5 separate regions of the Homo sapiens genome follow, and all the other regions are linked to region 5. Evidence: chromatin loops called from intact Hi-C (ENCODE). Cell type or tissue: heart right ventricle. All regions are shown on one strand. Region 1 overlaps LINC01697 (long intergenic non-protein coding RNA 1697). Region 2 has its middle 94 kb from the start of LINC00161. Region 3 has its middle 81 kb from the start of LINC00113. Region 4 has its middle 37 kb from the start of LINC00113. Region 5 has its middle 140 kb from the start of HEMK2.

Region 1 (5,000 bases), 650 kb after region 5:
CCTAGGATACTTTGGGCTGTAGTATGAGAACCTGAAATAATATAGGTTTGCAGCTATTATAAAGTATGCTATAGATTCTACAACACAATACGTAGTAGCATTTTTTTTATACTGGTGACTGACAGTTTACTTGAGCTTAAGTCTTGATGTGTTCCATCCACAGTTTATATACAAGGATATAAGATTTTATCTCATAAATCAATAAAAACTGAAGCCCTTCTACTGCTAGAATTATTATTCTGCCTAATTTTATGAGCCTCAATTATCATTTAAAAATAATATTACATATTGTATTGAAATATGTTGTTTATTTAAATATATTATTTAAAATAATGTTTTATTTAAATATATTATTTAAAATAATGTTTTATTTAAATATATTATTTAAAATAATGTTTTATTTAAATATTAAAAATAATGTTTTATTTAAATATATTATTTAAAATAATGTATTGTTTAAATAATAATAAAATGCCATTTGATTTATTATGAATATTATATTAATATTTATAATATACATATTATATTTTATAATTTATTATATAAATAATATTAATATTCACCTTTAATCAATAGGTAAAGTTCCATAAGCATGTAATATTAATGAAAGAATATTTCTGCAAAAAAATGGAAAGTTATCAAATACATTTTTGAAGTTATCATAAGTCTAAATACCCACGTAAACATACATAGACACATTAAAAAGCACACACTGGCACAATCAAAAGACCCAGTCTGCAAACTTCTAATCAAAATAGTGCCAAAACAAGTTTAATAAAAATGTCTGAAGAGCTATTCACTATGGCTAAGTAAGAATCACACATTAATAGATTGTTTTCTTTCAGTTTGAGTATTCTTCTTACATATTCTTTTCTTTAGAAATTCTTACTTGACCTCATCGAGTGTAAGTTGGATGCTTCCCTAATATACTTACAAAGCAACCTGAACTATCATTCTATGCCCATTTGAATGCCTAAAATTAAAACAACTATCAATCCCAAGTGTTGGCTAGGAAGTGGAGCAGCTGGAACGTTCATACATTGCTTGTGGGAGTATAAAGTGGTACAATTACTTTTGGAAGATTAATCCATTTCTTGAAAGGTTAAACATATGCCTGCTCTACAGCCATGTAATTCCACGCAAGGACATGAACAAGATGCTGCCTAGAAGCTTTACACAACGTAGTAAAAGACAGTAAATAACCCTAATGTTTATCAGCAGGAGAGTTAATAAGCAGATTGTGGAATAATGCTTCCTATTGAAAAAGAATGAACTACCCATGCATGCGACTGCGTGGATGAATCTCATTAGCATTATGTGGACAGAGAGACGACATTCACAAGACAGTACATATAGTGTGATTCCATTCATAGGATATTTAAGAGTAGATCTCTGGTTTGCTGGTGCTGGGATGACAGAGTGGGGATTGTATACAAAGGCTTAATGTGTAGTGGGTATAAAAATCTATGCATTTGTCATAATGCATCCAACTATACACTTAAACAGTGTTCATTTTATTATTTTTGCTTTAAATTTTAGAAAATTAATTGCTACTATAACACCAATAATTCTAAAGGAAAACCTATAAGATCATTTCAATGGATGTCGAAAGTAAAAAAAAGATACTCATTTCTATTAAAAAGCAAAGCAGAACATAAGAAAAAAATGGTTTAAGTAGGACTAGAAAGTTAGTTTTTGAAATATGGTTAAGAAAAACTATATGAAATCAGTAGCCATTGGTAAATATAATTATGTGATGGTTATAAAATATAACTATTATTATAGTTAATTAAATTTATTAAATATATTAATAATATTAATATTTTAATATTTTACATTATGAAATTTAATTATGTTTAAGTATTGCAAACAAATAACTATTTCAGGACATTTTAATTAATATTAGAAAACTAAAGATAGCTAACTAAAAACAAATGAATTACCAAAAGGTTTCAGATAGGCATTAGGAGAATAAGAAGAAAGAGAGAAAATGCTGAAGTTTTCTTATAACTGATGACTTAGACTAAAATATCTGTACACAAATCAAATGCAAAATATAAGCAAATCTGTACAGCACACATAAAAGACCTGTACAAACATGATTATAAGAATTATGAATATATATATGTGTGTGTGTATATATATATAAAATTTGGAATATATTGAATTTTGCTTAAGCTAGTTAATGAAGGTCTAAATATTATTAAAGTGTCCTATTTTTTCCTAGATTAATTTACACTTATGGTAGGCAGCCAGCAAAAAAAAAAAAAAAAAAAAAAAAAACGACAGAGGATTTTAGTGTGACAGCTGCAAGGAACTGATTCTGCCAAGAACAGAAATGAACTTGGAAAAGAATCCTCACACCAGATAGCAACACAGCCTGCTGTCACGTTGACTTCAGCCTGAACAGTGAGCCCAACCACACTGTGCTGGACTTGGGACCTATGAGCTGCTAACGTTGTAGTAATTAATTACATAGCAATAGGAAACTCACATGACGTTTAAATATGACATTAAAGCCACTCATAGTCTTGAGGAGACTCTTAACTTTTAACATAATATGGTTATTCATCTGAAAGAATGATCCTTTTTTATTTTAAAGTTATAAAGTAGATGAAGAAAAGTTGGAATTAAAGAAGTGTACCCCCAGATATTTTAGACATAATTAAATGTGTCCTGTCATCGCAATGATTTATAGATGTATTGTGAAAGCCATTAGAATGTCCGGAGACAACTTCTGCTTTCCTAAATTTTTAATATATGATTTAAGAATCATCAAAACTCATGAGGCAGATATTTCTTATTAAACAAAATGTGTTTGAAAATTTACCTTGGAAACAAAATCAAATGAGGTCCAAACTACACATGAATAAGATCAATTACAGTTAGATTACATACTTAAAAAATTTAAACCACAATAATCTAAGATAAAATAACAAAATCAGCTTTGAATTTGCAATGACTTTCTACATATAAAACACTGTGAAAATCAAAACTTTCTTCATGGTAGAAACATAAATAAGGCCCGGACCAGTGGTTCACGCCTGTAATCCCAGCACTTTGGGAGGCCAAGGCGGATGGATCACCTGAGATCAGGAGTTTGAGACCAGCCTGACCAACATGGAGAAACCCAGTCTCTACTGAAAATACAAAAGTAGCTGGGTGTGGTGGCACATGCCTGTAATTCCTGCTACTCGGGAGGCTGAAGCAGGAGAATTGCTTGAACCCAGGAGGTGGAGGTTGCTGTGAGACGAGATTGGACCTTTGCACTCCAGCCTGAGCAACAAGAACGAAACTCCGTCACACACACACACAAAAATTAAATTAAAAAAATTAAATAAATAAAAAAGACAAAAATGGAAAATACTTGTAAGGAATTTATGTTTAATATAAAAGGAACTCTAACATGATTATTGAGTTAAAATAAGAAACAATTTGGTAGACATAAATTGGTTCTCAGGACAGGAGCCATTGAAATGGATAAAAGCATGTTAGTAATAAAATAAACTAAGTGAAAATACTAGTTTACATTTATTCAACTGACAAGCATATTTTTAAAACAATAATGCTGAGATAGACTCAGCATATGCAATATAATTCAAGAGTGTTAAACCATTCATATCCTTTGACAAAGTAATCCAACTCTTAGAAAACCTTTTATAAGAAAATAATCAGAAATTTTAAAATTATTTACCCACATATTATTTATACTAATAAGACACTGGAAATAATCGAAATATTTCACAGGAGAGAAACTGGGCTAATAAGTTATGGTATAACTAAATGGCCAAATATTCTGTTGGCCTTAAGGTGTTTTATGAAAAAAATATTTACATGGGGAAAATGCCCATGGTTTCTTAAGTAACAAAGTTAGATGTCAAAATAGGTAACTATTAGTTAACTATATACAAACAAAAATAATTGGAAGGAAATGCCTCCATATGGGAATGATTATTTCAGACTTTGAAGACTATAGGAATTATTATTTTTTTCTTTAGAATTTTCTTTCTTTCTTTCCTAGCATTCCTATAGAACACTTTTATTAACTTTTAAGTCATAAACAGATCTATGTGAATTGTTACTTTAAGTGGTGCCTGTACTCTTGCTATTGAAAGTGTGACCTCGTGCATCAGCACTCGCATCGCCTAGGAGCCTGCTAGAAACTCAAACCCTATGCAGGGTAGCGGGGAGAAAATGCTATTTAAAAATCTGATGGTTCTCAGGGATCATGTTGAAATTTTACTATTGTCAAGGAGGCAATTTTTCATTCCCTGCTTCCTAACGTTTCACAGTGTTCATTCATATCTACCATGTGTTTTCCATTAATATTGTTCTGTCATAATTATTCCCATTTCTAAGCAGAGCAAAGTCCTTTTTAAAAAATTTTTTTTTTACTCTGAGTTCCAGGATACATGTGCAGAATGTGCAGGTTTGTTACGTAGGTATACATGTGCCATGGGAGTTTGCTGCATCTATCAACCAGTCATCAAGGTTTTAAACCCCACATGCATTAGGTATTTCTCCTAATGCTATCCCTGTCCTTGCCGCCCACCCCCTGACAGGCCCTGGTGTGTGTTGTTCGCCTCCTTGTGTCCATGTGTTCTCATTGTTCAACTCCCACTTATGAGTGAGAACATTCAGTGTTTGGTTTTCTGTTCCTGTGTTGGTTTGCTGAGAATGGTGGTTTCCAGCTTCATCCATGTCCCGGCAAAGGACATGAACTCACTCTTTTTTATGGCTGCATAGTATTCTGTGGTGTATATGTGCCACATTTTCTTTATCTAGTCTATCATTGATGGGCATTAGGGTTGGTTCCAAGTCTTTGCTATTGTAAATAGTGCTGCGATAAACATACACGTGCATGTGTCTTTATAGAAGAATGATTTATAATCCTTTGGGTATATACCCAGTAATGGGATTGCTGGGTCAAATGGTATTTCTAGTTCTAGATCCTTCAGGAATCACCACACTGTCTTCTACAATGGTTGAATTAATTTACA
Region 2 (5,000 bases), 110 kb after region 5:
TATTTAAATTTAAATTAATTAAAATGAGATGAAATAAAATATTCTATTCCTCAAGCATATTTACCACATTTTAAGGGCTCAATTACTACACGTGCCCAGGGCCTAGCATACTGGGCAGCACAGACAAATCAGTTCCATTATTGTAGAAAGTTCTATTAGACAGCACTGAAAGAGCATTGTCTTGGGAGCCTGGGAGTGAATCATGAGTCTGCAACTTAGTAATGGAGTGGCCACTGTTTCCTCATATTTAAAATAGGGCTAGGTGATATAGTACCTACCTCCTGGAGCTATTATGAGGATTAAATAAATGAGTTATTTTTAAATAAGATGTGTAGAACCATGCTTGGTACACAGTAGTGTAGTATCAGTAGTTTTTAAATGAATGGAGCCTGCTGCCTATATTCTATAGTTTGTATATATTTAAGCTCATGTTAATTTTTAGTGGTAATGATGACTAACATTAATTGTACACTTAATCCTTGTGGGCTTGATGTTTTACTTCCTTTGATTTAAGTGCCATTAAAATCTCATGAGGAAGACTTGATTATTACTTAATAGATGAGGATACCTGTAATCCCAGCACTTTGGGAGTCCGAGGTGGGCAGATCACGAGGTCAGGAGGTGGAGACCAGCCTGGCCAACATGGTGAAACCCTGTCTTTACTAAAAAATACAAAAATTAGCTGGGTGTGGTGGCAGGCACCCGTAATGCCAGCTAGCTTGGGAGGCTCAGGCAGGAGAATCACTTGAAACCGGAAGGTGGAGGTTGCAGTGAGCCGAGATGGCACTACTGCATGCCAGCCTGGGAGAAAGAGCGAAACTCCATCTAAAGAAAAAAAAAAAAAAAGATGAGGACATTAAACACATAGATCATAGATCATTCAGAGTTAATTTTGAACTTTGCTGACTTTTAACTGCTATAGCATTTACCTGCGTGATAAACTACCAGACTCCCAAGTCTATGCTATATTGTTTTTTATCCTTTAAACTAAATGTAACACATGTCTTTCCTGGCTTTAACTCTGAGTTAAAGAAATGTTCAAGAATACCTGGTGTAATAGTAACAGCTAACCTTCACAAGCACTTAACATATGCATCACATAGCACGTAATATGTGTCAGTCACTGAGCTAGAAACTTTATATGCAGTATATTAATTAATTTTATCCTTATAATACGTCTATAAGTTACAAACTTGTATTACCCCATTTTATAAATGAGCAAATTTAAGCTCAGAGAGGTTCGGTAAATTGTCTAAGTTCATATAACCAGTAAGTCACACAACTACCCCAAGGACTCAAATCCTATTTCTAATGTCTGTTTTCATAAGCCCTGTGCATACTGTCTTTCAGTAGAGAGTACAAGAATACACAGGTAGTTGACCTAGGGGGATGCTGCCTGACTAGTGCAAATACTGGTGCTCAGAATAGACAAAGTCAAGGAACTTCACTTAATAGCTACTTATCTACTTAAACAAGGCTATTTTTGTCCTGTGCTATGCGTGCATATCCTGACTCGCCCTTTCCTTGGGGAAAATTGGGAGAAAATAGTACATACATGGAAATGTACTGTTAGCTACTGCGACAGATTTGGCAAGGGCTGTGGACCACAGCCTCTCAGCAAAGGAGGAGAGCATCCCTGCCAGCAAATACCTGCTTCCCAAGCTCAGTTCCATAGGATTCCCCCCTTGCACACTTCCCAGTCTCCTTCCAAATCAGCTGGATCCCCGTGAGAAAAGGAAAAGTGATGTATTTGGGAAGTCAGATCTAAGCAAAGACCAACTCTCTGCTTGGAGTTCTCAAAATAATTTTTAATGAGATAAAGCTTCTTGAGTCAGAGGATATGACATTCTCATTTGCATGATTCAGAATGGCAGTGACGCCACGGGCAGTCAGTCATTGGAAAGGAGTTCCCGAACATGAAACGCTGAACAATTAAACAGGCACTGTAGCTGGCACAGAATGAATTATCTTAGATAACCGAAGCCTGTTCCATTGGGCCCAGCACAGGAAGCTGGTGACTATCAGAACTTCACAGTAGGTTATTCCTGTTACCGCCCTAACGTTTTCCTGGTGTGGAGACGGATGGCAGATAGGTTTCAGAAGGAGAAGTTGCTGAACTTCTTACCCTGAGCATAGTGTACAGTGCTTATTTACTTACACCTTTGTCTTTGCAATGGCTCAGAGAACTATTCGTATTGTATTACAATGGGAATTTGTAACCTGGTAGCCACGCAGAGGAAAAAGCTCTTTAAGTCATCTCGAAGTCATATACAGAAGGTTGATTTTGTGTCTTGAGAAAAGGGTTCACAGTTCCTGTTATATTCTGAAATGGGCCTCTGGTTTCTAAAAGAACAGAACTTTAAAAAATACTTGGCATTTAAAAAAATACTTGGGAATGTGGGTATGACTGCCAGACTTAGCTACTAACAGCCCATTTATTTGGTAGGCTTCCTGTTCAGTCTCTTCTATTCCCTAAAAAAGTTGCCATAATTTTGAAAACAAATAGACCCAGAGAATTGCCCTGTGTGCTTTTAGAATCACAGTTTCCACCTAAGTAGGAGTTTAAGATCTCACCTGTGGATTTTCAATAGTAAATGATGTCAGTAGTAAAGGTGAGGTATTTGTGGATCATCCTGGCTCATGGGGAGAGACAGCTTTGTTCATTTTCTCTTTGTGACTATGCACACTAGTGCTGGCAGGCCTTTTGACAACTGAGGACTGCATTCCTAACCTCTGTAGAGACCCAGCCTTGCCCTTTCAGTACACAGGTTCAGACTTGCTTCCTCTCAGGCCACCTGGAGCAAGTACTCCTTCTATAGTGATGTCAGTCCCCATAATCTCATCCAGTGGGTGAGTGTATCACAATCAGAGTTTGGTGGCTGGTTTTAGAGAAAAGCTGTGGATTGTGAAAATGGGGTCCGATCAAGTGGCAGTAATGCTAGGAGCCATAGGAATGGGAGGAAATAGGACTCTGACTATAAATTTCTTATGTGATGTGTTGACAGTTGAAATAAGCCACTTGCAGCAGGAGAAAACCTGTCTACACTGCGTCTGCTTTTTGCTCATCCCACCGTCAAACTCCAGTGCTATCTTTTCTATGGTGATTCATCAGGGAGGCATTTGCTGCCAAGAAATCACTTATTTTGGTTTTCTTTTAGCTACTGTCATTAGCTAAATCCAAACTGTACAGCAAGAATTGGAAGAGAGAGTTAGAAGCAGCCATCCTGATAAAGTTTTCTATAAATATAACTTTTTCCCCTGTAAGCCAAAAGTTATAAGAACAAATAGTTTGATTTCTATTTTACCGTGTGGACAGAGAAACAGACTTGGTAATGTTGACATCGATAGAAAATGAAAACACATTTTGTGACTGCTCTCTAACACTTCTTTCTACTAAACCGAAGAATGGTTGGAAAAAATGAAAACATCTTATGCTGTTACTGAGAATAATTGGTCAAGAAACTCTTCTGTTTAAAAAAATTGAAGTTATTTAATTATAAAAGGTTAAAATGCAAGAAAATTCACTTTCAACTACAATTTTGCTGCCACAACTGATAAAAACATGTGACATAGTAGAGATCTCATTTAGAGTTCTTACTCTGATAAAAGCTAGGAGACTGTTAGATTTTGGGGTTCCACCCAAGACACACTGATTTCTACAATCTGCATTTTAATAAGACTCTCAGGGAATTTGTATGCACATTTAAGTTTGAGAAACTCTGATATAGGGTAATATTTCACAAACTTAGATAACCATCATAATTGCTTATGTGTAGAGCTCTTCAGAAATATATTGTACAGAGATAATTCATGAGTCTTATTCAACTCACTCATTGTTTTAACAAACTTTCGCCTTTACTTCAGTAAGATATTGACTAGTTACCACAGCAAGCTGACTAGTCCTGGTTTGTAGCTAATTCTCTAGTATTCCAAAGCATTTCTGCACACTCCACTTGATTGTGTTTACTGGATACTGTTGTGTTTGTTCATAAGCCTGCTGATGGTGCAATGTAAATAATATAAATTGATAAAATCTGAGTGTGAAGAGAGTGATACCATTTATTTGTTGTTGTATGTGGACAGGGCAACTGTAAGTGATAAAAAAAATTTTTTTAAATCTAAGAGGTTAGGCTCCTGTTTTTTTTTTTTTAACAAAGTCTTGAAGTCTTCACTCCAAAGAAACTAAAACTGGAGATTATATATCTTGTCTTTGTGTGTGAAATACACAAGAAAATGGCTTTACTGTTTAATCAGTAGACTTATATGAGAAAAAGCCTGTACTTGACATAAAAAGTCTGTCAAATGCATATGTTTATGTTTTAGTTTCATATAAAGGATTAACCTTAAAGATGTACATATGCCATTTTTTTTCTGATTTCTTGCTTTATGAAACTTTTGGGTTGGGCAAATTGTATGCTAGTTATAATTTTGTCAGGGTTTCTACTACACATATTTCCAGATCTCATCCAAGACCACTGAATTAGGGTGGGGTTTAGAATATGTATTTTTAAAAAGACCTGCCATTCAGCTAGGATTGGAAATTATTGAAGTAGAGAATCCTGGTTGACCAAGCAACATTACGGAAGTAGAAAAACTTTTACAGGTTTAGATATTTTAAGAATGTTACTAGCACATTTGCTAAAGAATTTCCAGAATTTTTACAATAAAAAGCAATCTCACCTGATTCCACAGATAATCTTTTGGATATTGTCTCCTTTCCTAGTATGATGTTTTTGAAGTTTTCCTGGGACTGGACCAGCTGGTCCCTCTGAAACTGTCCATTTATAAACCAGGAAGAGGGAGAGCTTTGGATCAAAATTTCCCTATGTCAGTTTTGGAATATCTAAATTTTCCTCTGCACCCCAACCCCATTGAAGTTGGTGAGAGAGGCACACATACTTTGTTTGGGGAGATTCATTACTCTCTAGTGACTTCCTGTTTCCTTAGTCACTGTTAAACCTACATAAAAAACTGAGCTTAATTAATCATTAACTTTCTTT
Region 3 (5,000 bases), 940 kb after region 5:
CTCTCTCTCTCTCTCTTTCCCTCCCTCTCTCTCTCTCTCTCCCTCCCTCTCTGCCTGCCTTCCTCTCTCTCTCTCTTTCATATATGAGAGAAACACACAGGCACACACCCTATTGGTCCTGTTTCTCTGGAGAACCCTGGTTAATACAAATGTTCTTAAACACTTTTTTATTCTATCAAAAGACTTTTACTTACTCACACTGTTACTCACACAAAAGACTTTTAAAATTACTCTTTTAACTTCTGTAACAATAATCAGGATGATTGCAATAAGTATTAGTGGAACAAAAGTATATTTAATTTTCTCTCTCTCTAAAACTCATTTTTAAAAACCTAAAGCATAGAGGAAAAAAAGAAAACCCATTCCGATTTAGCGTCTAGGAAAACTCCCAAATTTCTTACATTATGTTGTAATTATCAAGTATAAGAAAATTTGGGCCAAATTTAGAGAGGTTACCTAGAACTGATCCAAGCCTAAGAGTAAAAGACTAGAATTTCTATGAATTGAAACATTGTTTTTGTTTCTTCTTAGCATCTGAACCCCCTCCTAAATTCAAGAAGGAACTCCCCATTTCATATATTTCCCTGGATGCCAAAGATTGACTTTCACTGTGGAAGCCAAATACAAAACAAAATCAAATAAGAAAACTAAGCAAAACAAAAGAGGTACTCGTTTCTGAACACACACACACACACACACACACACAAATTTACACACACTACTCTTTGCAGTTAAGCATGGCCAATTAAACAAATCTGACCCAGATTTAAAATAGAGTTGGATTACGCAGAAGCCCTGCCTAGCCAACAATGACAGGGAAACAATTCCCAGTTCACAGAGACTAACATGGCCATGTAGTGCATGGAATGCAGAGATGGAATGCAGTGACCAAGGACCAGAGCCTGGGCCAAGAGTTGGAATGAGATGAGCTACAATATCCAGGTTTGGCTGTGGTGGTGATAATGTCCTTCCCTGAATTGACTCTGTGGCACCAATTTGCCTGACCTCTCTGATTCCTGCCTGTTTTCTCAGTATGTTCACCACCAGAGTTCTCAGTAATTTTGTGAGCTAATCAATATTCTTTCAACAAATTTCTTTTCTGTCAAGTTAATTTTGCTAATAACTTGACACATTCCCATTGATGGTGGTAAAAAAGAAAAAGAATTATCAATGTAACAACTATTATTTTATGTCATTATTGAAGTACTACTCAATACATCAAACAAACAAAATGCAGTTATCATAGGAAGGTTTGAAAGGCCAGGTATTAACAGAGACTAGAGGGTAGGGGTCATGGAAATTTATTGTTTAGTGAGCAGTTTTAGTTTTGCAAGATGAAAAGGGTTCTGGAGGTTGGCTGAACAGCAGTGTGAATGTGCTTAGCACTACTTAAAACTTAAAATTGGTTAAGCTGGTAAGTTTTATGTTATGTGTATTTTACCACAATTTTAAATAAATAAATAAATAAATAAATAAATAAATAAGTGGAAGTTTGAAGAATCAAATTATTATTATTTGTCTATGTATTTTTTTTTTCCTAGAACCAATGGTGGTCAACTGAAAATATGAATAACATAATCCCACAAAATCAAAGGGACAAGATTTAATATTAAAAGATAAGCTCTTCATTCTGCAAAAAGTAATTGGCTAGATAATATAATGGAAGAAAAGTATCACAATAACCAAGAATTTTAAATACTTATTGAATATATTAAACTTATAAAGTAATACTTGAGCAAGGCAAAAGAGAGACCTCTGAGATCGATGATTCACGATGATAAAGATAACAATGAGTAAATTATTCTGTGAATTTGGCATAATCACAAATGAGCCACCAGTAAACATATTTCCTTCTAGAGTTTGAGAAAATACCATTAACATTTATTTAGAAACATAAACATGCAAGATAAATTTTTTAAAAATAAAAGTAATAATAAGGTATGAGTAGGCAATATATTATACTACAAAGCTATGATAATTAAAATGAGTTACAATAGTACAGGTATAAACCAGTTAAAAATAAAAGGAAATAGATTGGCCAGAATAAAAAGCAGATATTTAGTATGTAGTAAAGACAACATTTAAAATAGTGGGGAGAGAATATATCATTATATAAATGATGTTGGGGCACGTGACTAGCCATTTCAGTCATTTCAAAATGGATCAAATACTTACCTGTAAAATATGAGACCACAAAAATTACTAAATGAAAAAAAGACATAAAAGGAGTATTGATAGCAGCTTTGTTTCCAGAGGCATCATAATTTTTCTTTTAGTTTACATCTTCCGCCCTTCAAGGTATCTGTATATAGGAGCTCTTTTCTTTGTTTGCTACTTATTTGTGAATGTATGTAAAAGTTACCTTTGCAAATCCTCTCTTCTATGCTCTGCTTTGGGATACTGAACCTGAGTTTTATGTACTTGCTGAACCTTATTTACTTGCTGAATCTTATTTCAGCCTTGGTGGGGTCCCTGTTGAAATCGGCCAGTAGGGGTCACTAGAGAAAGAGAATGGAGAGGGACGGCTGGAGGAGGAGCAACTAGAGATGCTCATTCTTATTTGTTTTCTGTTTCAATTTTTGCATCCTGTTCCGATTAGCATCACTCCAGGAACATTTGTTCACCCTGACAGTCACTGTTTGTTCCAGTGCAACGTTTGTGGGTCTTTCCAGCATTCACAGTCACTCTTCATTGTTTCCTCTTGGAGGCACATGCACCACCAGCCTAACGATGTCCCTTTCTCAAAGAGGTCTGACTTCCAGTTCCCTGGGACTCTTTCCTCAAATTTCTAAGTTTTAATAATTTTAAGTGCTTCTTTTTGCCTCCCCCAACCCAGCCCTAAGGGCGATGGCTTCTTTCAACAGTTGCTATCTCTGGAATACTTTTGAAATTTTTACCTTTCCAGTTCTTTACTACCTAATGAAGAGCACTTATACTAATTTTCCTTGTTAAAATAACTGAGGGTTATAGCAAAACATCATGTGAACACTATAAAAATATACAACCTGTCATCTGTCAATTAAAACGCTAAATGGAAAAAAAATAACTAATGCAGCTTTTTTGTCCTAAGCAGTACAAACTTATTCTTTTTTTTTCAATGTATATTTTACAAGATTAAGGTTTCTCTTTCACTCTAAAAACGTATTTTGTTTCTGCTTAGTATAATGTGTGTTTCACCTACATTGGACATAATCTGTCACTAACGTGGAGACAGGAAAATGAAGGTGTTGGGAGGCGGTTCCTAGAAATATCTGAATCTTCATTTCAATGACTGTTAACTTCGGCCAAGTGCAACGATGTCTCCAAAATAATTTCTAAGAGAAATTTTAGTAGAAACTTTATGAAAAAGAAAATAAACATTGTTTTTTGAAATATTCACAGCACACTATATGAGGGGTAGAGGAAATCTATATATTAAATAGCAAAATAGTTGTTAGCTTAAGCATAAAAACATATAAAATGGTATAATTAACATTTAGGATATGCAGATATACCTACACATGTAAGTCTTAAGACATGTTTAAGAGAAAAGGCTCTGCCCTGGATCGTTTTTATTTTTAATTGTTGAGGTCTGCACGTGTGAGCTCATTGGTGAGATAGGAGTTTGGAATACCTCTCCCTGCAGCTTACTTATGACTCTTCCAGCCCCGCTTCTGCCTGATCTTGGGAGTACCACTTTCATCCCATGAAGAATTGCTACTGGGTCTGTTCAGTCTCATGACACGATTAGTGTAATAATACACACCTCATACTGGGTGGCTCTGATTTCACGGACACTTGGTATACGTGGCCTTTTGGTCTCTACATATACCAGTGGCATAACAAAAGATGCTTTTCAAATGGTGCCTAGTTTTCTACTGTATATTGTCTTCTTATAGAATGCTAGAAGCCTATATTTTTCTCTCTTCACAAGGCATCTTTCTTATTTCCAGAATAATTGAAACTGCCAGATTGAAACTGCCAGATTATATGACAGGTTTCCAGGGCCCCTTGCTCACCACAAACTGCAGAGCCTTTTCCTGCTCTGGTCCACTCAAAGCTGTCAGCCTTCCACTGCTGTCTATAAAATACTTAGAGCGGTATTCTCAAGTGTGTCATACGGCTCCTCCAGAACTCAAAGATGCCTCAAAATCTGCTTTCTTAGTGCTCGGAAGCGTGAGATGCAATAATTTGTTCTATCTCTTTTTTTTTTTTTGAGGACATGTCTTGTCAAATCCAAGCTCACTGGGCTCTAAAAAGTAACCCATATGACAAGCCAGCAAGCTGGAGAAATAAATGCCTCTGCCCTAAAGGCAAGATCGGGATGACACACAGCAACATCCTCTACAGTCTTATTACTTCTCGTACTGTATTATAGATGCTTGTGTGTATCTTATGTTCTCTTCTAGATTAAAGTAAGATTTATGGCCAAGCACGGTGGCTCACGCCTGTAATCCCAACACTTTGGGGAGGCTGAGGCAGGTGGATTACCTGAGGTCGGGAATTCAAGGCCAGCTTGGCCAACGTGGTGAAACCCTGCCTCTACTAAAAATACAAAAATTAACTAGGCATGGTGGCGTGTGCCTGTAATCCCATCTACTCAGGAGGCTGAGGCAGGAGAATCGCTTGAACCCCAGAGTTGGAGGTTGCAGTGAGCCGAGGTCGCATGATTGCAATCAAGCCTGGGTGACAGTGAGACTCCATCTCCAAAGCAAAAAAGAAAGATTCATTTCTCATTTACCTGGGTATTTACCAAAGCATCTAGAATGTACTTTGTTGCACATGGTAGAGGCTTAATCAGAATTACTGATTAATCTTAGACATTATCCTAACCAAACATCTCACTGTACAGCCACGAATTGCTCTATAAATACTATATACAAAATGAGAGACCATATGGTAGATATATCATCGCAGTCAGATAGTGCATTAAACAAATGTATAATAAAGTTGCACAAGCTGAGAAAAAAAAACTTAGCTTTTTTTCAGTGAAAACACATTTATAAATTATTGTTTTTAAA
Region 4 (5,000 bases), 990 kb after region 5:
AGACAGAAGAGCAGGAGGTCAGAGTGACATTGGTTCTGAAGTTGCTTCTATGGTCTTTCAACTCCTTTGATTCAAAGTACTCAGCATTCCAAAGTGCCATAGGAGGTATCAGTTTCTCAACCCCAACAGTAAGGTTTTGGGGACTGTTTTGTGCTAGCAAAGGGTTTTCTTTCTTTCTTTCTTTCTTTCTTTCTTTCTTTCTTTCTTTCTTTCTTTCTTTCTTTCTTTCTGTCTTTCTTTAAACTGATGTCTTAGAGGGGAAATGTTTAAATATCTCTTGAGTGCCTTCACCTAGATTGTAAATATGTATAATTTGTAGAATTAAATCTCAGTAATTTGTAAACTCTAAATACTTACACACTAAAGGAATGGATTTAATAATTTATTTTATGAAAAAGTATTTAACCCAATTGTATCAGTTGTGATCCAATCAGGAGGGAGAAACCAACACAGTAATGTGAACAGAGGAAGTTTGATATAAAAGTTATTAATTTTAACAGGAGATTTGTGTATGGAGGAATAGGATTGTAATAAATGAAAAGAATTTTATAGAGTACAGGATTAGCTGATGCAAAAGTGAGGGAGTGTTCTCCAATCCCTGGTGCTGAAATACAGCATCCAGTAAGACTGCTCCCTCCCTACCAAGATGAGATTCAAGCCTTATTGGAAAGGGTAAGAATGTGGCTCACTACCATGTGTCCATGTGTTCTCAACACTCAGCTCCCACATATAAGTGAGAACATGCACTGTTTGGTTTTTCTGTTCCTGCATTAGTTTTCTGAGGATAATGACTTCCAGCCCCATCCATGTCCCTACAAAAGACATGATCTCATTCCTTTTTGTGACTGCATAGTATTCCATGGTGTGTATGTACCATATTTTCTTTATCCAGTCTATCATTGATGGACATTTAGGTTGATTCCATGTCTTTGCTATTGTGAATAGTGCTGCAGTGAACGTACACATGCGTATATGTTCCTGATTGAATGATTTATATTCCTTTGGGTATATACCCAATAATGGGATTGCTGGGTCAAATGGTATTTCTGCCTCTAAGTCTTTGAGGAATTGCCGGGGAGAGAACAACACAGACTAGGGCCTGTTGGAGGGTGGGGCATGGGAGGAGGGAGAGCATCAGGAAGAACAGCTAATGGATGCTGGGCTTAATACCTAGGTGATGGGATGATCTGTGCAGCAAACCACAAGGCACATGTTTACCTATGTACCAAACTGCACACTCTATATCCTGAACATGTTCCCTTGAGCTTAAAAGTTGGAAATCAAAAATTAAAAAAAAGAAAAAAAAGAAAAGAGAATGTGGCTCTCACTGGGTGGCAGAGTAGTTGCAGTGGGGCTGTACTGGAAGAAATTGCTGAAAATATGCCTTTTGGGCAGGCAGGAGATTCATCCTCTGGGGTGTCATGGAAAGCTATTGATTTTTCCAGAGAGACTCAACTGCTAAATTATCTGAAAGGAGTGCAAAAGGAAGCTGATGGTCTCTGGGTGCTGCTGAACAGGAGCCAGGTGTTGGAGAAGGTGTGTTCCACTGTGAGAGCCTGATGAGGGAGCATACCAGACCTGGGATGAAATCCCTTCCACCTCCAGCATCTCTCCACCACCATCTGCTGGCAAGTTTTTACATTCTGGCAGCTATTTGAAGGGCCCAGATTCTTTTTCTCAGAACAGGCAATAGTGAATTTGCCTCTGGAAGGCAATAAATTAATTACTGGTACAGTCACCTTGTTGCTGGAAACAGTTGTTTATTCTTTTTTTTTTTATTGCCATTAACTTGGTGCTTCCTAGGTTAGAATTGATAGTAATTGCAGAGATAAACGGCGTTGTCTATGTCTAAAAATTATGCAAACTTGTAAATAAGTCTAAAGTAGGCAGCATGTCCTTTAAGTGGCATAAGTTGACAAAGTGATGCAGGATATTTTCTTGACCCTTGGTGGGACTCAAAAGAGGGGTGCACCATTTACTCAACCTGTCCTGTTCAACCCCTTGTGGGAGGGAGCACCCATGCAAATGAGTACGGGAATTGAAGCGAATGAGCTCAGGAACTTGCCAGCAATTTAGGTGCCTGCATGAGCAAACTCTGCTCACTCAGGTTGACTGTGTCCCACCCATCGCAGGAGGAAGTGTGCAGGTGAGTGAGTGCAGGAAAAAACTGGCTGCTTTAGTGCTGGCAGGAGCAAACTTCATGCAGGCCTCTTGGCAGGATCCAGGTGGGGTTCCCCAAGGCCCCAGAGGGCATGTTACAATACTCTTTTAGCTCCGCCGCCGTCCACAGAAAGCAGTGTGTTATCAGCTCAGCCAGCCCTTTGGCTTATTGCATGGGGCAGCTGCCCTCTGCTGGCAATGGCAAAGGGCCACTGTGACAGCCTTTGTGGGTGTCCACACTTGGTGCATCCCAAATTCTTGTCCGGTGCCCAAGAGGAATGAGGTCGCAAATATAAATTGAAGGATGGTGAATGTGGTGAATTTTATTGCGTGACGAGAGCGGCTCTCAGCAAGAGGGGAGATGGAAAGGGGATGGGAAGGGCAGGTTGCTCTCCTCTGATATTAAGTCACCTCTGCCTCTCTCTTGTGAAGTCAAGTTGCTGCTTTCCGACATCCAGCTGCCATCTCTGGAGTCAAACTGCCTCTCTCAACATCCAGCCACTTTTCCTCTCTGCTGGCTGAGCCTGAGGTCTTTATAGGCACAGAATTGGGGCAGGGTGGGCTGTAGGTGGTTATGGAAAAAGCAACATTCAATTGGTAAAAATATGCTATTCAGAAAGAACCAATCGGGAGAGAGCGGGTACACAGGGATGGAAGTTCTCACTTCGGGCCATTGGGTTTCAGGCTTTTTGACTCAGGGATGGGATTTTGCCAGGGACCTGCCCCTGTCTGCCTAGAATTTCTCAGACTCCTGCCTCTATCATTGCATCAAGAGGCCACTTGGATATTATAAAAGGCAAAAAGTGCAACAGTTATAAAAGTGTGGGCCTTGAACCAGCAATTTTAGCTTTACTGTGTAAACTTAAGAGAAATGCAAAATTGCATGTCAAGACCTACTGAATCAAAAACTCTGAGGATGAATCTCAGCAGTTTGTATTTTAACGAGCCCTCCAGATGGATCTGATATGTGCTAATGCTTAATAACTAATCATCTAGAGTAAAGTACTCAGTTCAGTTCCGTATTTATTATTGAGTTAGAGTCCCAGGCTTAATGAAGTTTTATGTAAATTGGAATTTTCTTCCCACTTGACAAATATATTTCATGGAAGAGGAACAAATAAGCACAAAAGTGTATAGTCTACACAAGAACACCTAAAACAATTTCCTTTAAGCACACACCCCATTATACCTTAGTGTGACAAATTTAACATGTTCATTCACATGGTCACAAACTTGAACCATCACATAGCATAGAAGAATTAGAAGCAAAAGTAAATAAGATTAAAATTATTCTTAGTAATCAATGTTACACTGCTCAGACTAGTTAGAAATTATTTAGTTGCCCAGTAATTGTGCTTAATAAAACAGACTCTTTGGGCACAGACTTTCATAATGATATGGCTTAGAAAACTTTCAGGCTGCCATGGTAGGCTGCATTACAAATTCTAAGACTCTCAAGTCTGGAAGCAAATGTACTTGATGAGAGCAGACGGCAGACCCAAGATTCTTTGGAATAAGCAAGACTGAATGAAATAATGAGGAGGACTTGCTTGTAGTTACTGGTTGGTTATATTGTTGGCATGATTTTAAACAATTTTCCTACTGCACTTCTAATTGACATGCTAGTGAACAAACTCAGACTCTTTTCATGTTCAGCCTTTGCCTGTTTATCTAATGTTCTCTTTCCAATAACATATTTCACTCCTGTTTATTGCCTGGATTTTGTTAATGGGGTACTCCACTCTGTATCACATTCATATTTATCTTACAACCTATTTTATAATAACTACTTTAGTCTATTTGGGTTGCTATAACAAAATGCCATAGACTGGGTGGCTTATAACAACAAAAATCTATTTCTCATAGTTCTGAAAGCTTGGAAGTCTAAGACCAAGGTGTAAGCAGATTCGGTGTCTGGGGAGGGCCCTCTTTCTGGTGCATAGATAGTGCCTTCTCCCCATGTCTTTAAATAGTGAAAAAGAAAAGGCAGTGCCTGGGTTCTCTTTGATAAGGACCATAGTCTCATTAATGGGGACTTTCTCTACATAACCCCATCACCTTCCAAAGGTGCTGCTCCTTAGCACCATCACATTGGTGATTAGGTTTTAACATAGAAATTTTGAAGGGATACAAACATTCAGACCACAGCAATAACTTTATACTCCTGGTGAGCTGCGGCCAGCTAACTAAAACCTTGTTCTACTAAGTATTCAAATTATATTTTACATGTCAACTAATGAATGTTTCCAGCTAGGTCCTTCATAATCATCACTTCATATTCCCATATAAGAAACAAGATTGCATACCAGCAATTCTTTTAAGATAATTTTAAATTTAAGTTTGTAAAAATTGATAAGCCATATAACAAACATACATGAGGAAAATATTAATATCACTTTATTCTCATCACTAAAAGGGAAACGAGAAGCTTCATTAATTAGAGGTCATTACAATAATAGGTATGTATGAGGAAATAAAGCCATTTTCTTATGATAGTAGCAGAACTGGAATGGAAAAGCAAACTATAGAATCTGTTATTAATGTAGACATTGTAAAGCTAAAAATTCAATATGTAAATGCAGGATATTTATGGACTTCAGCTTGGACTATATTATCTCTATGATCCACCAACTTTATAAAATTCTATGGTGATCAAAGATGAGGGAGAATTTAAGTACCTAAAATTTAAAATGTTGAGAAAAAAATATGAAGCTGGAGGAAGAAAAGGAATAGAAACATACAGGACAATTTTGAATGTGAGTCTATTTTCTAACTTACGTTGGACATGAAAGTAGGAAAGTCTGATAGAGAGTTGTAGTTACAGGATTGGTCTTTTGCAA
Region 5 (5,000 bases):
GCTGGACTGCGGTCAAACAGGAAGACAGAATGGGCTCCTCCATCCGGGCCTTGCAGGACAACTCTAGATTTGCTTCTCGCCACCCAGAAACTTTCTCCTCCCAGGTCATAGCAATTCCCATATCTAAGTATGACTTTCAGTTCATCTTTTCCCTTCTGTTCCACATTGAAAACATCAGGTACACCTGTAGACTCCATGGCCACAACAAACCTGGATCTTCTAGATCTGTCCATTTCCATTGCTAGTCAAAGGTGGTGTCTCTTGAGCCTCTATATTGCACGTGATTTCTCACTAGGTATCTTGCTTCTACGTTCTCTGCACCATAAATTCCTGTCTCCATGGAGCAGCCGGAGTGATCTTTTTGATAGTCTCAGAGCCTTTTAAGAACTTCTCTTCCCACCTGGTAAAAAACCTCATTGCACAGCCCTGGCTTATCAAGCCCTCCATGCTGTGGCTGTGTTTGGCTCTCAGCCCTCCCTCTTCCACCCTCTCCCTTCCCTTCTCACCCCTGCCAATGGCCTTATTTGTGTTCTTCAAGTATGTTGAAATGCTTCCCTTCTCAAAGTTTTTGCACTAGCTCTTCATATCTTTCTGGAATGTTCTCCATAGATCATCATATAGTTTTTTTTTTTTTTTAGATTGGCCCTACTTTAATAGCAACTCTTCTTGGACCACTCAATGTATGATAGCCTCTCAGTCACTTTCTATCACGTCACCCTATTTTGATTTCCAGTATAGTTATACATTTTATAAGCTACATTTATCACTCATATATTCCCTTAAAAATATTTATTTTCCGTTGCTCATCTCCCTACCTGCACACATGGTCGTGAGCAAAGAACTTGCTTGTCCTACTGATCTCTGCATTCTCAGTGCTCGGTGATATTTGTTGAATGAATGCAGGGCAATGCTATGTCTATGCTTTATGTCATTATCTTCTGACTCACTGCAAAGACAGGAGTCCCCCACGGGCAAGGAACATACTAAGAGTAGTATGTACCTCATGTTGTTATTGAGACATTTCAAAACATGTAAACATATTTACAGTGATGAAGTATACAGAATACTGCCTGCCACAGAAAAAGCTCCAAATAAATATCAGCTGTTGTTACTGTAGGATGTATACATATTTTTATTTATATTCATATAGTTTTGTTATACATATAAAACAAAACGTTTTATCAGTTTTTATTACTTACACATGTCTACATTATATATGGTGTTAGCTATTGTTATTCTGTTATTTGATAGAGTATCCAATAAAATATGTTACAAGATTTTGCTAAATACCATAAACTAAATGCCGACCACTTTTTTCTCACCTGGCTCTATTTCAGGATTCAGCCAGGTTTCTCTGTCTGGGAGTGTTAATGTTTCTTAGCTAAGCAGCTGCAGTATCTGCGGTTACTGAAATCGTCCTGAAGGTGGCAGCGGAGAGCTAAGGTTTGGAAAGTGCTCACATGTTCTTGTATACATGCTGGGATAGGATTTGAAGGGGGTGAGAAAAGTTATTCCATGGGGCTGTTTTTGCATCTTCAAAATTCCTTTCATCATTATTATTGTTGGGAAGGGGTGTGTTATATGTCGGGAAGCTGCTCAAATGCAAATGATATCTGGGAAGTGGCAGCCAGCTATTATTCATGAAACCTCAGGCAACGTGAGAGCATTAGAGCATTCATCCAGATGCAGGAAAGTGGAACTGCTGGTGAGGTGAGATAGAGGGCAGGTAAAGGGAAGAAAAGGGCTTGGTTTTGGATGGGCGTTTTCTTGGTTCCGAGGACTTCTTGATCTGTGGAGAGGGGTACAGGCAGGAGAGGTCAAAGCTGAGCCCTCTAACTGACGGGGCCAGGGCAGGGCCCCTCTCGTCCGGGTCTAAGGCAGTAAACTCCTGGAACAATCTCATACAACATCCATCTGCTTGTTTAAATAACAAGCCGATTCTATCATGTCTATGTGTACAAATCAGACTCTCTGGGGAGTAAGTATGTGAAAGGAGACTGGAAATATCGTTAACGATTTTCAGACATTTTCTCCAACTAAATCTGAAATACTGCATACTGACCACGAGATGACAGTATTGCACCACTAAATGCTTACACCACAAGCTTCCATCTTGTAAGCTCTTAGAGATCTAACACAAAATCACTGTGCTTCCCACTCGCAGCAGTCATTGGAATTATGCTTATAAACAGCAATTTTTCTTTATTTGCACTTTTTCCATAAATGAGGAATACATTTTTTGCCAATAGTGGCTACTGTATGTATACTTCGGTTATTGTCTTGGGAAAATGGGTGTTGAAAAAATTGAATTGTCTGTGACTCTACACATTTTATAATTCAAAATTTGTGAATAAAATTAATCAGCATGTGAGTTAAAGTGCAGTATTCCTTCAGCTAGAACTGCAAGACCAAAAAAACCCCATAAAAGTGTTTGGTTTATAATTTACTGTTTTTAATTTATGGTCTATAGTAAGATTTTCTAAAAGCATGAAACAGAATGGTTCTAACATATGGTTTTATATAGTTTACATATTTATAACCATGTTTATCTAAAATAGCTCTCTGTAATGCATTTATGTGGTTGAAGAGTTTGAAAAGGTGATTATCAAATGAAATAATGTATGTAAAATACCCAGCTCAAGCCTCACACATGGCAGGAATCATAATAAATAGAGGCTCTTGTTTCCTTTATTAAGAAGAAATCATAAATTAGTGGATAAGTGCAAAAATCCTTTGCTACTATGAAACAGGAGAGGCCAAACAGTGAGATATCATAGAGTGAGTTGCCTCTTATGCCTTTCTAGTTGAGTAGTCAGAGAATGAAAAACTACTTAAGGTTCTACCCTTCCACAGACACTGCAGATGAAAGTGTTCGGCAATTAACCATGAATGACTTTCAGGAACAGCAAATCCATGCTTTTCTATTTTACTCAACTTGGATTACATCTGTAGTGCAAATTTAAAAGAACACTTCTGGGGACAGTTTTTCCCAGGATCTATTTATTGTCTCATTTTTTTCTTTTTTTAATTGTTAATTTATTTTATTTTTGTAAAATATTTTAATGTTTATTTTAGGTTCAGGAGTACATGTGCAGGTTTGTTATATAGGTAAACTCATGACTCAGGGGTTTGGTGTACAGAGTATTTAATTACCCAGGTACTAAGCATAGTATCAGATAGTTTTTTCTCTTCTGAACCTCTCCCTCTTCCCAGCCCCCACCCTCAAGTAGGCCTCAGTATCTGCTATTTCCCTCTTTCTGTCCATGAATTCTCATTATTTAGCTCCCACTTATTAGTGAGAACATGTGGCATTTGGTTTTCTGTGTTAGTTTGCTGAGGATAACAGCCTCCAGTTCCATCCACGTTTCTGTAAAGGATGCAATCTTGTTCTTTTTCATGGCTGTATAGTATTCTGTGGTCTATATGTCCCATGGCTATTTTCTTTGATAGTCTCAGAACAATAAAACATTCAGTACCCACAGCAACCCTTGTAGCTACCAGACACATTTGCATGATCCAAGCATAACAGTTAAAGATGAATGGCCTTAATGCCTGGGGTCATCCAACTTTCACCATCTTCTATTTTAGACTTTTTCCTCCTCCTAATAGGCAGAGATGGGATGAATTCCTTAATTAAACAAGATCTCTTGTTTGAACCAGTTTAGACTGCAATCATTCATCAAACTTTTCTTTCCTCCCTCCCTTCCTCTCTTCCATTCTCCCTTCACCTTCTCTCCTTCCTTCACTCTCTTTTTTCTTTTCTGCATCCCAATGACTTGTTACTTACTGTGTTCTGTTAAGTTTAGGTACAAACAATAGAAGCAAGTGCTTTATTTAACTCCTTATTTCCTGTTATGGGCTGAATTCAACCCAGTCAACACCTTAATCTTGGACGTCTAGCCTCCAGAACTGTGAGAAATAAATTTCTGTTGTTGAAGTGACCCTGCCTCTGGTACTTTGTTATAGTAGCTCTAGCAAATGTACACATCCCCTTAGATTCTGTCTCTCTCTTTTTTTTAAAACACGGAACACTTTTAGGAATGTGCATGTCATCCTGGCGCAGAGGCCATGCTAATCTACTCTAAATTGCTGCTGAAGCAAGCACTCCTGTTAGATTTTTCAACCTCCACATTTTCCAAGACTTCTTAAAATACTGGCTTTTCAGACCTTTGGGTCTCATCCCTCCTGTTGCTACACTCCACCACTGCAGCGCATTTGACAATAGTGACTGTGTTTGTGTGAACGTGAGCAGATACTAAATCCCAACATTTTTGAACAGTTTCATTGCACTCCTACCAGGTACAGCGCATTCATTAATTTTAATATTTACTATCACAATGGGAACTAAGAAGTTGTCAGGAAACGGAATAAACTTAAAAATGGTTCATAGGAGAAGAAGACAGAAGACCGTGACCACAGAGAAAATTTTAGCCTAAAGCCTTCTTATACTGTTGTGCTAGAAAAACGTTTCTCCCTCAATAAATAGATATGTGTCTATAGGGCTTCTTCAAATTCTGGTGTTTGGGTGAAAATATTGAAATACTGTAGATGGCACCATGACATTGCACATGACTGTTTTAGAACAAAACCACTGTGTCGTTATCTCCCTCCCCCATTTTTTTTCCTTTTTTTTTTCTTAGTGGGCAAGTTATTGGAATCTTTAAAAAAATGATCATTTATGATTAAAACTTGGAAAAGGAATTATGCCCATTTTTTTCATGTTTACTCTCATGGCCTGTACTACAAAGCACTAGTCAGTAACCTCCCCTTGAAAAGTCTTTGGATAAGTGCATCATTATTCTAGCTACCAGCACTTGGTGAATCCCCATGTTAAACTCAACGTGTTTTGAAATTAAACCTCAGAGATGTTCCCAACCTTCTTTTATGTCCCTAGAGATAAGTTTACCAAATGTTAACAAAGAAATAATTGTTCTCAGAACTTATGGCAGCAAAGTGATGAGATGTAGGGTTGCTTTAAGACCGAGGCACAAATGGTGCTC

Evidence for each region. A loop is a pair of places that touch in the nucleus more often than their neighbours do. Peaks named below come from ENCODE experiments on the same cell type or tissue, not always from the same donor. Only the 100,000 strongest peaks of a DNase experiment are listed, where the experiment ranks them.
Region 1: it touches region 5 in a loop (6-fold over the local background); 3 of 110 quality-filtered maps call a loop at or near these places.
Region 2: it touches region 5 in a loop (3-fold over the local background); 18 of 110 quality-filtered maps call a loop at or near these places.
Region 3: it touches region 5 in a loop (2.7-fold over the local background); 4 of 110 quality-filtered maps call a loop at or near these places.
Region 4: a loop joins it to region 5, with 6 times the contacts of the local background. A loop is called at or near these places in 11 of 110 quality-filtered maps.

The regions. Positions count from the first base shown.
Region 1 is chr21:28,096,883-28,101,882 of GRCh38, reverse strand. The region is part of intron 1 of LINC01697 (long intergenic non-protein coding RNA 1697); the gene reads right to left. Among named protein-coding and RNA genes, the nearest start is that of LINC01697, 51 kb to the right of the region's middle. In heart right ventricle, no CTCF peak of the experiment used is centred here; a DNase peak (open chromatin) is centred at 2,402; H3K27ac peaks cover 1,391 bases.
Region 2 is chr21:28,630,948-28,635,947 of GRCh38, reverse strand. It overlaps a transcript of HEMK2 not described here. Among named protein-coding and RNA genes, the nearest start is that of LINC00161, 94 kb to the right of the region's middle. In heart right ventricle, no CTCF peak of the experiment used is centred here; a DNase peak (open chromatin) is centred at 1,907; H3K27ac peaks cover 4,054 bases.
Region 3 is chr21:27,800,558-27,805,557 of GRCh38, reverse strand. No RefSeq gene overlaps it. Among named protein-coding and RNA genes, the nearest start is that of LINC00113, 81 kb to the right of the region's middle. In heart right ventricle, a CTCF peak has its summit at 2,486 (motif pointing right); a DNase peak (open chromatin) is centred at 872.
Region 4 is chr21:27,756,625-27,761,624 of GRCh38, reverse strand. No RefSeq gene overlaps it. Among named protein-coding and RNA genes, the nearest start is that of LINC00113, 37 kb to the right of the region's middle. In heart right ventricle, a CTCF peak has its summit at 2,354 (motif pointing left); a DNase peak (open chromatin) is centred at 2,324.
Region 5 is chr21:28,742,309-28,747,308 of GRCh38, reverse strand. It overlaps a transcript of HEMK2 not described here and the pseudogene LOC124905067. Among named protein-coding and RNA genes, the nearest start is that of HEMK2, 140 kb to the left of the region's middle. RefSeq lists an enhancer at 1,609-1,698 and a silencer at 4,408-4,702. In heart right ventricle, CTCF peaks have their summits at 1,408 (motif pointing right), 2,073 (motif pointing right) and 4,553; DNase peaks (open chromatin) are centred at 1,438 and 1,811; H3K4me3 peaks cover 886 bases; H3K27ac peaks cover 1,611 bases.